Linked DNA regions of Homo sapiens: region 1 is linked to region 2. Evidence: chromatin loops called from intact Hi-C (ENCODE). Cell type or tissue: body of pancreas. All regions are shown on one strand. Each heading gives the region's core, and the rest is flanking DNA. Links, peaks and the distances in the headings are about the cores only. Region 1 overlaps SHANK2 (SH3 and multiple ankyrin repeat domains 2). Region 2 overlaps DHCR7 (7-dehydrocholesterol reductase).

What was found. A loop is a pair of places that touch in the nucleus more often than their neighbours do. Peaks named below come from ENCODE experiments on the same cell type or tissue, not always from the same donor. Only the 100,000 strongest peaks of a DNase experiment are listed, where the experiment ranks them.
Region 1: it touches region 2 in a loop (4-fold over the local background); 1 of 110 quality-filtered maps calls a loop at or near these places.

The regions. Positions count from the first base shown.
Region 1 is chr11:71,103,257-71,111,579 of GRCh38, reverse strand. SHANK2 (SH3 and multiple ankyrin repeat domains 2) reads left to right here. Exons shown (of 26, transcript NM_012309.5): 6 at 1,531-1,639. Among named protein-coding and RNA genes, the nearest start is that of SHANK2, 150 kb to the left of the region's middle. RefSeq lists enhancers at 1,664-2,163, 2,164-2,665. In body of pancreas, for the core only: no CTCF peak of the experiment used is centred there; no DNase peak of the experiment used is centred there; H3K27ac peaks cover 936 bases.
Region 2 is chr11:71,430,454-71,438,776 of GRCh38, reverse strand. It overlaps DHCR7 (7-dehydrocholesterol reductase), which reads left to right. Exons shown (of 9, transcript NM_001360.3): 8 at 834-965; 9 at 2,938-4,366. The coding sequence ends at 3,402. Among named protein-coding and RNA genes, the nearest start is that of DHCR7, 14 kb to the left of the region's middle. In body of pancreas, for the core only: no CTCF peak of the experiment used is centred there; DNase peaks (open chromatin) are centred at 1,126 and 4,746.

The DNA.
Region 1 (8,323 bases), core at 78-8,077, 330 kb after region 2:
AAGAATTAGGCTGGTGAGGAGTGTTAGACGCAGCAGGCGGAAGGGTGCCAAGTCCCACAGTCCTGCTCAGACAGCCCAGACTGGCTCTGGATGGGCAGAGAATCATGACTTTTCTTACAGCGAGGCTGGCAGAGGCTGGGAAAGTTCCCACCCCATCAGGTTGATCTGCGGACCATCATGACCTCACAGGAAATGAGTCCCGCACTTCACCTTGAGCCACTCGGGGACCAGGCATCGCTATTTCTGCCTGTGTGGCCATGGGGTTCACCACAAAGTGGGTTAAGTACCAATCTGCGGGCCTCACTCCCTGGGGATGGAGGCAGGAGGTGGGTCCTGGAAACTGGAGATTGGAAAAGTGCTCCAGCGGCCCAGCTGTCTCTTACGAAAGCAAAGGAGCATTCATAGCTCTCAGCAAGTGTCTGAGGCCATTTACGCTGCTTTTACAAAATACCTTGGGTAACTTATAAACAACAAAAGTGTGACTCTCACCATTTTGGAGGCTGCAAGTCTGAGATCGTGGCATCGGCAGGTTCAGCATCTGGCCAAGGCCCAGTTCCTGGTTTGGATGGCCATTGTCTTGCTGTGTCTTCACGTGGAGGAAGGGGCGAGGGAGCTCTCTGGGACCTCTTTTGCAGGGACACTAATCCCATTCACGAGGGCTTCATCCTCCTGACTTCGTCACCTCCCAAAGGCCTCACCTCTCCATACTATTACATTGGAGATTATTCAACCTATGAATTTTGCGGGGACACACACGTTAAGTCCGTAGCACTAGGATGGCGAACGGTGAGGGGATTTTAAACATTCATCCAGGATAGGCCGATTGTACTTGTCACGTGCCAGACACTGTGCTCACCCTGTGGTTCCAAAAGCCTCAGCTCCAGGAGCCTCAGGGCTTGTGGTGCACCCTGGCGAGGGTGGGTCTCCCGAGTGCACCAGTCAGGAACTTTCCCAGAGCCTGGAAAGACATTTGTTTTTCTTTTTTGAGACAGGTCTTTCTCTGTTGCCCAGGCTGGAGTGCAGAGGCATGAACACAGCTCACTGCAGCCTCGGCTCAGGCGATCCTCCTGCCTCAGCCTCCCAAGTAGCTGGAATCACATGTGCCACCACGTCTAGCTAATTTTTTGTTTGTTTGTTTGTTTGAGATGGAGTCTCGCTTTGTTGCCCAGGCTGGAGTGCAGTGGCGCGATCTCGGCTCACTGCAAGCTCCGCCTCCCAGGTTCATGCCATTCTCCTGCCTCAACCTCCCGAGTAGCTGGGACTACAGGTGCCCGCCACCACGCCTGACTAATTTTTTGTATTTTTAGTAGAGACAGGGTTTCACCGTGTTAGCCAGGATGGTCTCGATCTCCTGACCTCGTGATCTGCCCGCCTCGGCCTCACAAAGTGCTGGGATTACAGGCGTGAGCCACCGTGTGCAGCCATGTCTGGCTAATTTTTCTATTTTTTGTAGAGACGGGGTCTCACTTTGTTGCTCAGGTTGGGACATTTCTTATAAAGATGTTTCAATTGTATTGTTTTTCCTTCTAGACCAATCTGAAGAAATGCATGGATCACATTCAGCATCGCTTGGTGGAGAAGATCACCAAGATGCTGGACCGAGGCCTGGATCCCAATTTCCACGACCCGGAGACCGGAGGTGAGCACTTGCTAGAGGGGACCTTACCAGGCTTTACGGAAGCGTAGAGAAGGCCAGCCCACTGCTCAGGCTACCTGTGAATAACGCTGCAGTTACCTTTTACTTGGTTTTGTTTGGTGTTTAAAGGTGCATTCTCACTCTCCTCTGTCTTCTCAGTCAGAAGGGGCCGAGCCCGCCTTGTCCATGGGGCATCCCCAGCATCTTGCGTGGGGCCTGGAGCACGGCAGGTGTTCAGTGCAGAATTGTTGAGGAGGTGAATGAGTGAATGAATGAGCAGATGACACGCATGTGTTGTGCCAGCCTTGGGCACACAGATCTTTACAGACACGTATGTTTGTAAAGGTGGAGGATGTGTGTTTCTGCCTCCCGCTGGGCACGGGCAGCCCAGCAGATGGGCATCTGCACCCATGCATCTTATTCCCCTGCTGGAAACCACATTCCTCATGAGTGCGGGCCTCTGGGCATCGGTCGGGAAAGATGGCCCAGGCCCTTGGTGGTTCCACGAGTGTGTGAGTCTTTGCAGCGCGGCCATCCTATGTATCACAGGGTTCAGTGGCAGTACCCGCCTCCACTCAGCATCAATAGCAACCCCTAGTTGTGACAACCAACAGTGTCTCCAGACATCACCCACTGTCCCTGGGTGTGGGCACTGTCACCCCAGGTGACAGTCTCTTGCCAGCAGGGCACCAGCTGGAGTTGGCAGGCAGAGGTTAGGTCCTACTGGAGAACCAAGAGGGGTGGAGGTGAGGGTCTCCATGCAAAGCAGAGTATGCCCCCTCAGGTGGGCTGTCCTGGGCTGGGAATACTCCTCCTGGACTCCCTCCCCTCTTGTCTTGAGTGTGCCAGCCCTGCTTCTGGCCCCTGCATGGTATAGTGCCATCATCACATACTGGTGTCACACCTCAAAAATATAAAATACACAACAAATGTGTTTGTCAACCAAAGAATGCCACTTTCTCATCATTTGTGGGAGCCCCCTCGACCTCTGAACGCTGGGGGGGGGCCCGCTGGGTGTGGATTCAGCCTGCACAGCTCTGTCTGAGCACTGCCGGGGGACTGTCCTTGCCTTTTTGCAATTGTCTGTGTCCCTTAGGCTTCGCTGTGAGCAGCAGGAGAAGCCGGCACGGGCTTGTGGCTGCTGGTAGCTTTGATGCCTGTGACGTTGGGAGGCAGGACTGCATGAGCGAGGCTCAGAGGGGACAGAGTGCCCCCGGGGATAGGGGGAAAGAAGGAAGGTGAGTGCCTGGCTACAGCTGAGCAGCCCCAGGCCCTGCGCCGATCCTCCATGAGGCAGGGAAGCCTGGGGGTCTGCTTGCAGGGCAGTGACGTGGACAAGGCTGGGCTTCCGCTGGAGGTCTGGGCAGTCTCAGCCGGTGGCCTGGAGCAGGAGGCTGGGTTGGGCTTGTGTTGGTAGGGACATCTGGAGAAGGGGAGAGGGGAAAGGGAGTGATTGGGACAAGGGCATGTGGTGGGCAGGGGTGGGTAGTAGGGCATCTGGAGGGCAGGTGGGCAGCTGCAGTGGCCCTCAGCTGTGGGGCAGGCAGTGGGAGGAGGAGAGGAGCTGAGCTGGGAAGCAGAGAGGCCTGAGCTCAGGCATGGTGGTGCGATGGAGGGCGTGTACGTCTGTAGGAGGCTTGGGAGGGCCCTGGCCGACCATCTTTCCCTGACGTGGATGCGTCTCGTGCTGCGCTGATGTGGCAGCTTCTCTTCAGTGATGGCCCCTGTGCCAGCTCCTGGCTCTGTGAGGGCATGAGCCCTTTCCATGTGAGGCTGTGAAGGTAAATGGACCCAGGTGCTCCTGAGCATGACCTTGAGCCTTGGGGCACATCCAGGGGCAGCCTTCATTCTGAGCTGCTGACCCGGATTCTCCCTGGAGGCAGCCTTTGGCCGTGGCTCTCACCACCCTGGCAGAGCCACTTATGTCTTCATCTTGGCCTCGTCGAGGGCTATTTCTGATGCTGCTGCGGGGGACTGGGCAGCGTGGCTCTCTGTCTCGCCTTGGCCTGGCCAGCAGTAGAAGGAGGCTGGATGTCCCCTCTGAGCTGCTCTGCACCTCTCTTCCTGATGTGCCCCCTGTAATTGGCCCCTGTCCTGAGCCAAGCCTCCCCCTGGCTTCCTCCACCAGACTGTTAATGTCTCGACTTTAAGGTTCTGAGATGACTGTTATTCCAGAATAGACTCTCAATTCACTGCTAAAAACACATCAGTGCAGACTCTGAAACAGGTAAGCAGCGATTTCTCTGGGTCCTGCCTGGAGTTAAAACTGCTGCCACTCAAATCCTGGATTAGGCTGGTGCCAGAGCAAAAAGTTCATAGTTGTTGTGAGCCGTTGTGGAGCAGCATAATTAAAGGAGAAAGACCTGACCACTTTCCCCGGAACTGAGTAGAAAAGGCTCGGGAACCTGATCTGTGGAGATGGTACCACGCAGTTACCTTCCGAACGTTCTGAAATATTCCCACGATGACAAGCCTCTGGGCTGGTTTACTGATCACAAAGACCAAACCCAGAGAAGACAGAGGAACCCCTGGTGTCATCAGGTCCCCGATAAGTGGCTCCTGGGAAAGAGCACATAGTTAAGGACAGGCATTCTAGGGTCTCCAGCAAAGGCAGAGACCCACGGGGCCAGGGTCTGGGACAGGGCCCAGTGGGTTTGGTGCTCAAGGACAGAATGCGTGCAGGGAAGAATGCCTGCGTGCTTCCTTACGGGACACTTCCCTGCGTCACCCAGGGAGATGGTGACCACGCATAGAGGTTGGGGGTTTATTGTGTTTTGGTTTTGGCCTTGACAGAAATCATTACCCCTCCACTCCCCTTTCTTTTTTTTTGAGACAGGGTCTCCCCCTGTTACCCAGGCTAGATTGTAGTGGCACAATCTCAGCTCACTGCAACCTCATCCTCCCAGGTTCAGGTGATCCTCCCACCTCAGCCCTCCAAGTAACTGGGACTACAGGCATGTGGCACCACACCAAGGTATTCTTTGTAGAGACGGGGTTTTGCCATGTTGCCCAGGCAGGTCTCAAACTCCTGAGTTCAAGTGATCACCGGCCTCGGCCTTCCGAAGTGTTGGGATTACAGGTGTGTGCCACCACGCCTGGCCTCTCCCCTCCCCTTCCCTCCCCTTCCTTCTTCTTGAGACAGGGTCTCACTGTGTCACCCAGGCTGGCAGGATCACAGCTCACTGCAGCCTTGACCTCCTGAACTCAGCTGATCCTCCCACCTCAGCCTCTTGAATAGCTGGGACTACAGGCACGTGCCACCATACTTGGAATTCTGCCGCTGGAATTCTGGATTAGGCCGGTACCAAAGCAGAAGGTCCATAGTTGTTGTGAGCCGTTGTGAAGCAGCATAATTAAAGGAGAAAGACCTGACCATGTTTCCCAGAGCTGAGTAGAAATGGCTTGGGAGCCTGATCCATGGAGACAGTAGCACAGAGTTACCTTATGAATGTTCTGAAATATTCTCATGATGACAAGCCTCTGGGCTAATTTTTGTGTTTTTTTGTAGAGATGGGGGTCTCCCTATGTGACCCAGGCTGGTCTTAAACTCCTGGGCTCAAGCAGTCCTCTCACCTCAGCCTCCTGAAGTGTTTGGATTACAGGCGTGAGCCACTGAGCCCAGCCTCTTATTTTCAATTTTAAAATTTAAGGCAGAATTATGGAATCAGTTCTCTCCTGGTTGTTGCCAAATGGCAATTTTATGAACCAGCTTTGCTTCTTGTAGTAGCTGATATTTCTCTATAAAGCAGAACTTCCTCTTCCCCTGCCTCCCTTTTGTGAAATGAGCAGAGCTGATTTTTTAGAGCAGTTTTAGGCTGACAGAAAATTGAATAGAAGTACTGTGAGTTCCCATATTGACTGCTCCCCCAGTTTCCTCTGTTAGTAATATCTTGCTTTAGTATAGGACATCTGTTACAATCAGTGAACCAGTTGTGATCCTCAAGTCCAAGCTTACATGAAGGTTCACGCTTGGAGTCGTAACCCAGTAGTGATCCTCAAGTACAGAGCTTACATGAGGGTTTACGCTTGGTGCTGTACCCAACAGTGATCCTCAAGTCCAGAGCTTACATGAGGGTTTATGCTTGGTGCTGTACCCAGTAGTGATCCTCAAGTCCGGAGCTTACATGAGGGTTTACGCCTGGAGTTGTACCCAACAGTGATCCTCCAGTCCGGAGCTTACATGAGAGTTCACTCTTGGTGTTGTACGTTGTCAGTTTTGCCAGATGTCCTGTATCCACCGTCACAGTATCATAAAGATCAGCTTCACTGCCCGAGAGCTCCTCTGTGCCCCTCTTCATCCCTGAGCCCCTGGCAGCTGCTGACCCTTTCTTTTTTTTTTTTTTTTTTTTTTTTAGACTGAGTCTCTCTCTGTCACCCAGGCTGGAGTGCAGTGGCGTGATCTTGGCTCACTGCAACCTCCGCCTCCCGAGTTCAAGTGATTCTCCTGCCTCAGCCTCCTGGTAGCTGGGATTATAGACGTGCACCACCACGCCCAACTAATTTTTTTATTTTTAGTAGAGATGGGGTTTCACCATGTTGGCTAGGCTGGGCTCAAACTCCTGACCTCAAGTGATCCACCCACCTCAGCCTCCCAAAGTGCTGGGATTACAGGTGTGAGCCACCGCACTCAACCTTGCTGACCTTTTCATTGTCTCTGTAGTTTGGCCTTTTCCAGAATGTTCTAGAGCTGGAATCTTAAAATCACACAGTGGGTTTCAGATCGGCTTCTTTCACATGGCAGCACGTGCGGAAGGTGCCTCCAGGCCCTTTCACAGCTTGGAAGCGCGTTTCCTTTTGGTGCTGGATAATGTTCCATTTTCCAATGTACCCCAGTTTGCTTATCCACTTGCCTCCTAAAGGACATCTGGGCTGCTTCCAGCTTTTGGCAATTGTGGGTCAAGCTGCCATAAACACCCGTGTGTGGGTTTTTGTACAGATCAAACTAACAGCGATCATACACAGTGGCATTTTTTTGTAAGGCCAAAAACATTACTTATGGCAAATAAAAAGGGAAAAGGGGTAACTAAGGCAGAAAGTTCTGAAACCGAAGGCCAAGTGCAGACCCACAGGTCGGCTGCAGACAGCGCAGATGGCCCTGGTCTCACACCACCCTGCTTCCCAGCTTCTGCGCCTGCCACCAGTGTCTCAAGAATTCTCATTTGTTTTTTCCAAATCAGGAGAGAAACCAGCAGTGCTGTTAGAGGGGCAGGGAAGTGGGGACCCAGGGTGATGGGGGAAAAGAGAAAAGTGAGGACCCAGGGTGACGGGGGAAAAGAGAAAAGTGAACCAGGGTGGGTGCTCTCAGAAACAAAGGAAGCTGCGGGTAATTCCAGCACAATGGCTTATAGCAACCCTCAGGCACACATGGAGCAAGTATCAGTGGGGACAAGCTAAACGCAAGTTCCAACGAGAGGCCAGAGCCCAGTGCTGCCAGGGAAGACACCACCTTCACTTTGCTTCTGTCAAGGCAGAGCATAAGGGACGGATACGCATCCTCCTGACTGAAATGCAGACACTACCTGGCCACACGGATGACATCACTGTTGGAGACACTGGGCTTCAGAGATGCAGGATGGGGGGGGCCCTGTGTTGGGACTGCAGAGGCGACCCTTCCAATGCCCAGCTCAGTGCCAGTCCATGGAGAGCCCCCAGAGAGGAGACATTAACCCCTACTTCTCTGCAGCTGGCTGTGTGAAGACCAGGTTAATGAACCTCTCTCAGCTTCCATCCTCTTGTCTCCTAAATTGAATGATAACACCTACGGTGGTGCCGGGAAAATGTGAGCGTTAGGTGAGCGTTGTGGTGCTATTAGGCCATTTTCACATTGCTGTAAAGACATACCTGAGGCTGGGTAGTTTATAAAGAAAAGAGGTTTAATTGGCTCTAGGTTCTGCAGGCTGTACAGGAAGCTGGTGGCATCTGCTTCTGGGGAGGCCTCAGGGAGCTTTTACGCATGGCGGAAGGCAAAGGGAGAGCAGGTGCATTGCATGGCAAAAGCAAGGGAGAGAGAGAGAGAGAGAGGAGCAGGTGCATCCCGTGGTGAAAGCAGGAGAGAGAGAGAGAAAGAGGGGGGGAGAGGGAGAAGGGGAGGGGGGGAGGGAGGGAGGGAGAGAGAGAGAGGTGCCACACACCTTTAAACAATCAGATCTTGCAAGAATTCACTCACAATTGTCAGGACAGCACCAAGGAAGGGGATGGTGCTAAACCATTCATGACAAATCTGCCCCCATGATCCAGTCACCTCCCACCAGGCCCCACCTCCAACCCCGGAGATTACATCTCCACGTGAGATTTGGGCAGGACACCCATCCAAACCATATCAGTGGTTAAGCGTATGGGGTATGCGTCACCTTTAATAGAGTTCCAGAATGTTCCTGTCATCAGCATCAACTACGGCAGCTCAGTCAATGTTGTTTTCTCCTGGTTTTGGATGCAGAGGGAGAAACACAGAGTTGGCTTTGGCGGGCTGCCTCCAGGAAACAGGCAGGGTGACCAGTGTATCCGGTTTTCCCGGGACTGCCCTGGTTTTAGCACTGAATGCCTCATATCCTGGGAAGCCTGTTGGTCCCAGGGAGACTGGCACTGTTACCCACCCTACCAGTAACAAGGGCACTTAAAGAGTGATAGCTGCAGTCTATTGGTGACCTGCTGTGCTCCAGCAGCACACAGGGCCTTGCCAGGCCTCAG
Region 2 (8,323 bases), core at 112-8,111:
AAGAGAGTCAGCTGCCCTCCCCAGGTGTCACCAGGAAGCAGCCGGCGAGCACTTGGTGAAGGAAGCCATCCTTGGGTGCCTGTCTCTGCCAGCCCTGGGAGGGGAGGAGGCAGGTTCTACGCAGCCAGGCGTGGTCCAGGAAGGTCTCCCTTGGGGATTACACCTGGGTAGAATCTGGGGGTGTGTGGGAGTTAACCTGGTAGAGTGGAGGCAAGAGTGCATGCTCCAGGAACCCCCTGTAGGGAGAGAGGGTGGCAAGTCTGGGACACTCAGAAACATCCCGCATCCTGACCAGAGAGCGTTCAGGAGCTCAGAGCCAGGTGAGGCTGGAGGCCTCATGGAAGTCTTCCTCTTTATCTTAAAAGCAGCAAGACCCAGAAAGTGTGTGCTGAGCTGGGGTGCAGGGTGGCAGCGATCAGGTGCATTCGGAAGCGTCACCCAGGGAGCCAGCGGGAGCTGGCTAGGAGAACCCGAGAGGGTGAGGGAGGCCTGTCAGGAGCTGTGGACGTTGCTCGGGCAGGAGGTTGACCTGGATGGGATGAATGTATCCCTTCCCCTTGGCACGCGCCATTGCAAGCCCTGAGAACCTGGGCTGGGAGAGATGCCAGGGCCATGGGCTCGGGGTGGTTCTGAGGACAAGGAAGCCCTTAGCCCTGCCCATGACCCAGGCAGGAACAGCCCCAGCCGCAGGGAAGGAACAGCCCCAGCATTGAGGAAGTTGCTGAGCAGCTCCCGAGCACCCCCTGCTGCATCTGCGTGGAGTGTGATTTCCCCGAGGTCCATGGGGGCCCCAGGAGGGCCGGGGGTGGTCAGCGGCTGCTTCTGTCTTGCAGGCCATCTACGTGATTGACTTCTTCTGGAACGAAACCTGGTACCTGAAGACCATTGACATCTGCCATGACCACTTCGGGTGGTACCTGGGCTGGGGCGACTGTGTCTGGCTGCCTTATCTTTACACGCTGCAGGTGAGGAGGTGGGCAGAGCTGGCCCAGCGGGGCATTTGGCAGACACATGCTAAGCTTTCTCCTTGCAGAAGCGTCTGTCCTTGGGGGCACCAAAGCTGCCCCCTGTTTCTAGGAAGAAGGGAAGGCCTCGTGTATTAGCCAGCTCAGCCAGCTTGGGCCAGCAGCCAGGGAGGTGGCCTTGAGTATGTCCCTAACATCTGCAAAGTAGGGCAGATGCCGGCTCAGGGCTGGATGGGGCAGTGGAGGTGGAGGTGGGTCAGTGCGGGCACTGGCAGGAGGGGTCCTCTTCATTCCTGCCTCCTAGGATGTGCTGGGCACTGGGGCAGGGCTGCCCTGGGAGTTCCAGGACAGTAGGGGATAGCAAGTGGCCTTGTCATTGGCATCAAGCCCCCCACTCCCCTCCCAGCTCAACGAGAGCAGCCCTGCTCTGATTTGGGGAGAGTGCTGGGCTCCCAGGTAAGGTGGCTGCTTGACCAGATGCCACCTGCCCATTTCAAGAGCAACGAGCCCCCTGGGGACAGAAATAACTCACCCCAGGGCACTTGCTTAGCAGAACGGTGGGGTGGCCTGCCCCAAGAGGCTGTGCCCAAGTGGAGAGAACCAACGTGGAGAGGCTGTCACCTATTCAGGATGTGACAGGCCCGGCATCACCTGTGACAGCCAGTCCTGTGGGATGGAGGTGCGGGTGTCCTGGAAAACCAGGATTCCCACAGCAGAGGGGGCCAGTACCAGGTGGAGGGTGCAGAGCCCCAGCTGGCCCCATGCTCACACCAGGTCCTTGGAGCCCCCCGCATGGCCCACCCGGCCCCATTTCTCCACCTGGCTGGCTGCAGGTCTGCTGGTTCCCTGGTTTTATAAACTCCATTTTCCAAGGATGTGAAAACGTAGCAATAGGTCCCACTATATAATAGCTCTTACTTGCTTTAGCCTCTGTGTGTGTCTCGAGATGTACATTTTTTATACTATATATTAGGTTTCTCCCAAGAAGCAGAATCAATAGAGGGGTGGAGGGTATACGTGTAAGAAAGAGATGTATTTTTCAACTCATGTGATTGAAGAGTGACAAGTCCAAGATCTTCAGGGCAGCCTGGAGCCCCAGGGAAGAGTTGATGCTGTGCTTAAATAGAAGGTCACTTTTTTTTTTTTTTTGAGACGGAGTCTCGCTCTGTCACACAGGCTAGAGTGCAGTGGTGTGATCTTGGCTCACTGCAACCTCCACCTCCTGGGTTCAAGTGATTCTCCTGCCTCAGCCTCCCGAGTAGCTGGGATTACAGGTGCATGCCACCACGCCCAGCTAATTTTTGTACTTTTAGTAGAGATGGGGTTTCACCATGTTAGTCAGGCTGGTCTCAAACTCCTGATCTCGTGATCCGCCCGCCTTGGCCTCCCAAAGTGCTGGGATTACAGGTGTGAGCCACTGTGCATGGCCAGAAGGCCACTTTTTAGCAGATTCCCTCTTCTTTGGGGAAGGTGGGTCTTCTGTCTCTTAAAGCTGTCAACTGATTGGATGAGGCCCACCCCCATTGTGAAGGGTCATCCACTCTGCCTGGTTGACTGATTAACATATGAACCTCATCTGAAAAATGCCTTTACAACTAGTGTTTGACCAAATATCTGGGAACAATGGCCTGGCCAAGTGGACACGTTAAATTGACCATCACAATATTAAATTCAGATTATATTTTTAATACTGTTACATATTTGATGTTTATGCTATATGTCATATATATAGGGGGTATATATACACACACACATACACACACAGACAGGTAGAAGGCAGGTAGAGTTACTCATTTAATGACCACAACAGCCCTCAAGGTTGGTGCTTTTATTCACAGAAGAGAACACGGAGGCAAGGCGTGTGTCAGAGGCAGAGCTGGGGTTTGACCCCAGGCCGCTGGGCCCCCGAGCCCACACTCCTGTCCTCTCCCTGGGCAAAGCACCGCTTGACCCCTTCCCCCTCGCCCCCCAGGGTCTGTACTTGGTGTACCACCCCGTGCAGCTGTCCACCCCGCACGCCGTGGGCGTCCTGCTGCTGGGCCTGGTGGGCTACTACATCTTCCGGGTGGCCAACCACCAGAAGGACCTGTTCCGCCGCACGGATGGGCGCTGCCTCATCTGGGGCAGGAAGCCCAAGGTCATCGAGTGCTCCTACACATCCGCCGATGGGCAGAGGCACCACAGCAAGCTGCTGGTGTCGGGCTTCTGGGGCGTGGCCCGCCACTTCAACTACGTCGGCGACCTGATGGGCAGCCTGGCCTACTGCCTGGCCTGTGGCGGCGGCCACCTGCTGCCCTACTTCTACATCATCTACATGGCCATCCTGCTGACCCACCGCTGCCTCCGGGACGAGCACCGCTGCGCCAGCAAGTACGGCCGGGACTGGGAGCGCTACACCGCCGCAGTGCCTTACCGCCTGCTGCCTGGAATCTTCTAAGGGCACGCCCTAGGGAGAAGCCCTGTGGGGCTGTCAAGAGCGTGTTCTGCCAGGTCCATGGGGGCTGGCATCCCAGCTCCAACTCGAGGAGCCTCAGTTTCCTCATCTGTAAACTGGAGAGAGCCCAGCACTTGGCAGGTGTCCAGTACCTAATCACGCTCTGTTCCTTGCTTTTGCCTTCAAGGGAATTCCGAGTGTCCAGCACTGCCGTATTGCCAGCACAGACGGATTTTCTCTAATCAGTGTCCCTGGGGCAGGAGGATGACCCAGTCACCTTTACTAGTCCTTTGGAGACAATTTACCTGTATTAGGAGCCCAGGCCACGCTACACTCTGCCCACACTGGTGAGCAGGAGGTCTTCCCACGCCCTGTCATTAGGCTGCATTTACTCTTGCTAAATAAAAGTGGGAGTGGGGCGTGCGCGTTATCCATGTATTGCCTTTCAGCTCTAGATCCCCCTCCCCTGCCTGCTCTGCAGTCGTGGGTGGGGCCCGTGCGCCGTTTCTCCTTGGTAGCGTGCACGGTGTTGAACTGGGACACTGGGGAGAAAGGGGCTTTCATGTCGTTTCCTTCCTGCTCCTGCTGCACAGCTGCCAGGAGTGCTCTGCCTGGAGTCTGCAGACCTCAGAGAGGTCCCAGCACCGGCTGTGGCCTTTCAGGTGTAGGCAGGTGGGCTCTGCTTCCCGATTCCCTGTGAGCGCCCACCCTCTCGAAAGAATTTTCTGCTTGCCCTATGACTGTGCAGACTCTGGCTCGAGCAACCCGGGGAACTTCACCCTCAGGGGCCTCCCACACCTTCTCCAGCGAGGAGGTCTCAGTCCCAGCCTCGGGAGGGCACCTCCTTTTCTGTGCTTTCTTCCCTGAGGCATTCTTCCTCATCCCTAGGGTGTTGTGTAGAACTCTTTTTAAACTCTATGCTCCGAGTAGAGTTCATCTTTATATTAAACTTCCCCTGTTCAAATAAGTGGCTGTGTGGTTTCTGACTGGTGAATGGGCCTGACTCGTGAATGGGCCTGACTGCAGGTCTGACTGGTATACGTGGGCTCTGTTTCTGGTATGAGAAGGGATGTCTGAGAGAGATGCTTGGGTCTCGGCGTCAAAGCATTGGGTGCCCGTGGGTGCGTGGCGCCACCCTGCCCCTCTCCCTCCCATGTCAGCCCTTTGCTGGGGCTGTTTTTGGGTTGAATGTGGAGAGTATTCCATTCCCCCCCAAGGAGATGAAACCAGGCTTGGCCACCTGCCCCCGGCAAGTGAATGGAGAAGCCAGAAAGAGTGCCAGGTTTGTCTTGCACCTGGAGAAACAAGAGTTTCACACAGGCAGCCCAGTGCCCATGCCAGGGCAGGGGGCCAAGCTCAGAGTGGCTTCATTGCTTCACATGAGAACTGGTCCCACAGCCAGGCCGCCTCCCAGACAGCCTGGAGGGTATCGGAACTGTGACCCGCCCAGGCTGACTGCTGAGCCCTAGTGTTCGTGCACTGGTGCCCCACCACTACCTGTTTGAGGATATGGGCCTGAGGGGTCCCGTGCATCTGTGCTGGACACACACCACAAGAGTGATTCAAATGCCGGGGAGACGGGAGCACACTGCCCTGCATGGCTCTGAGCGGAGTGGACCCTGCCTTTTCTTCCCAGACATTGCGTAAATTCAGTTCACAGAGGCTGGGGTGTGGTCACTGTGAGCTCAGATCCGGGCCTCCCTGCCTGCGTTGGAATCCTGGCCCCAGCATTTAAGAGCTGTATGACCTTCAGGGGACCTACCCTCTCAGTGTCTCAGCTTCCTCTTTTGAAAGATGAGGGTCATTATTATCTTCCTGCCTTGATGTGAGAAGGGCTTTCCAGGCCAATTTGCTGGGAGAGCTCTTGGTTCAGATGTGGACCTGCCTCTGAATTGGCTGAGGTTAGCTTTTGGTTTGGTTTCTGTTTGAGCAGCTTTGTGCTGGGCTGCAGGTTCCTCTTCCATGCACTGTGTGTTTGTACAATGGGTTCTGCAGGTGCAAGGCTGTGGCCCAGGCTCTGTCCCACCAGACACGTCTGCCCTCACTCATCCCCAGATGGAGCCAGCTTCTCTCTGGGCGAGAACAGGGTGATCCAGGAGCTCAGATTAGACAGTGCCAGCCTCTACCATTCTCCATGTACAGAGAGCATTCTGTTCCCAGTGAAGCCACAGTGCCTGATCCCTGGGAAGCTGGCCTGGCCTTTGCCCCCTTCCAGAATGAAGGACGGCTCGGACCAATTGCCAGGGCCATCTGAACTGTGCTTTACAGGGCATGGCACTGCCCTCTGATAAGGGGCAGGCATCCAGTACCCCAGGACAGGGTCAGGGCAGGAATCCAGTGGGCACATTCAGAGAGGCTATTTTCCCATGAGTAGATTCAATCCTGATACACCCCACCCTCTCCAACCTCAACCTTCGAAAGCGAGGTGAGGCCTTTCTCAGAAACCACCCTGCTTGCTGTTGGCTCCAGCAGATCTGCTTTCTGGTCCACATTTAACAATCAATTGCTCAGCACATATCTCTGTCCTGGGAGGAGCTGCGCAGATTGCAGGCACTGTCTTTGATGGCACAGCTGATTTCTTGGGAAACTGAGGCCTGGGGTTTAAAGCAACTCACCCCAAATGACAGAACTAGCAACTGGTAGAGGCCAAATTTAAACCTAAGGAGGAGAGGCAAAGGGGCAATGTAGGTCACAGAGTACAATGTTTGGGTTAGACAGGAGAATAAGTTTCTGAGATCTGTGGCACAGCATGGTGGGTGACCATAGTTCGGAATGTATTATATATTTCAAAATTGCTAAGAGTAAATTTTCAGTGTTCTCACTATGCCCACAAAAATACACAGATGAAGTTATGGATATGTTAATTAGCTTGATTTACTCATTCTGCAATTTACACATGTATCAAAACATCACATTGTACCCCATAAATATAAACAATTATTGTCAATTGAAAATACCATTAAAAAATATAAATGACCAATGAAGATCTGAAAAGCTGTTCAATTTCCCTAGTAATTAGAGGGAGGAAAGTTAACATCACGTGATCCTTTGGCAAACTTGATCACATTGGCAAACTTTATTGCAGCAGTAACTCCCAGCATCACCAAGGTCAACAAGAAGCCAGTGTTCTCCTAAACAGTACGTAGGAGTTCTGTTCATTCACGTCAAGAAATTTACCCTGAAGAAATCAAGGGAGGAGGAATATGTTTCAATAACAATGTTGGTGCAAGTATGGTAGATAATAAAGTTTTCTGCTGGGCGCAGTGGCTCACGCCTGTAATCCCAGCACTTTGGGAGGCCAATGTGGGCAGATCACTTGAGTTCAGGAGTTTGAAACCATCCAGGGCAACATGGCGAAACCCCATCTCTGTAAAAACAATTAAAAAATTAGTTGGGCATGGTGGCACATGCTTGTAGTCCCAGCTATTCAGGAGGCTGAGGCAGGAGGATCACCTGAGCCTGGGGAGGTTGAGGCTGTAGTGGACCGTGATTGTGCCATTGCACTCCAGCCTGGGCCAACAGAGCAAGACCCTGTCTCAAAAAAAATAAAGTTTTCATATGAAATATATACATAAAAGGATATATACCAAAACATAAACATTAATGCTATTCATAGCTGCATAGCGGAGGTAATAGATAGTGGTTTTTTTCTGTATTTTTGATAAATGTTATTTTTCAGCAACACTTCTGCAGGATTATAGTAGTGGTGAGGAAGGCTGCTTGCACCTGGACAGATACAATGCATTTGTTTTTAATAAACTAGACCTTCCTGCCCTAAGCAGGCCAAGGAGGAGGAGGAGGACTTCTGGCCAGGAGGGGGGTTTCCACGCAGGCACTGGTGCCACCGAGGGCCGACTGGGCTTGGTTTCACCACGTTGCCTGCAGGGAGGGCTGTTTCAGGAGCAGGAGTCAGCCCTTCTTGTCTGGAGTACTGTCAGAGGTGGGCGTCAGTGATAGCGACAGGAGGCAGCCAAATGCCCAGCAGACAGAGGTGGATCCCCGGTGAAGCCCCACCTCCAAGCCAAAGACAGTTTAAAGCCTGAAAGCCAAGCTATCCTTGGACTGGACTGACAACTTGTCTTGCTGTTTGGTGCACTTCCCTCTGATGGATCCCCACCCTTCACCTATTTTACATATACCCAACCTTTCCTAATTGGTTTCCTACACTGTTGTGTCCACCTTTGAGTGGCATCTTTGCTTTAACCTTTTGTTTGTTTGTTTTGGAGACAGAGTCTTGCTCTGTCACCCAGGCTGGAGTGCAGTGGCGCAATCTCTGCTCACTGCAACCTCCGCCTCCCGGGTTCAAGCCATTCTCCTGCCTCAGCCTCCCGAGTAGCTGGGATTACAGGCATGCACCACCATACCCGGCTAATTTTTGTATTTTTAGTAGAGACTGGGTTTCTCCATGTTGGTCAGGCTGGTCTCGAACTCCTAACCTCAGGTGATCTGCCCGCCTTGGCCTCCCAAAGTGCTGGGATTACAGGCGTGAGCCACCGTGCCCAGCCTAGTTTTAACCTTTTACTGCATACTCACAAGCCAATCAGCATGCACTCCCCATCCTGTACCTATAAAGACTCCAGACTCATTCAGTAGAGGGGAGACGGCCTGACTTTGGGGAAGATGACCTGCCCTTCCTGGCCCCTCTCTAGCTCCCCTCTCCACTTAGAGCTGTTTTGGTTGCTCAGTAAAATTCTCGGCCTTCACCATCCTTCAAGTGTCCATATGACTTCATTCTTTTTGGATGCTGGGCAAGAGTGGGACCCAGCTAGTGTGAGTACCCAGAAAGGCTGTCACACTAGCCCTTTGCCCTTGCCAGTGGAGGGCAGCCACCCCACATGACAAGGCAGGGGGACAACTGAGCTGCTAACACACCACCACCCACAAATGGCAGAACTAAAGGAGCACTGTAACACTGCCTCTGGGG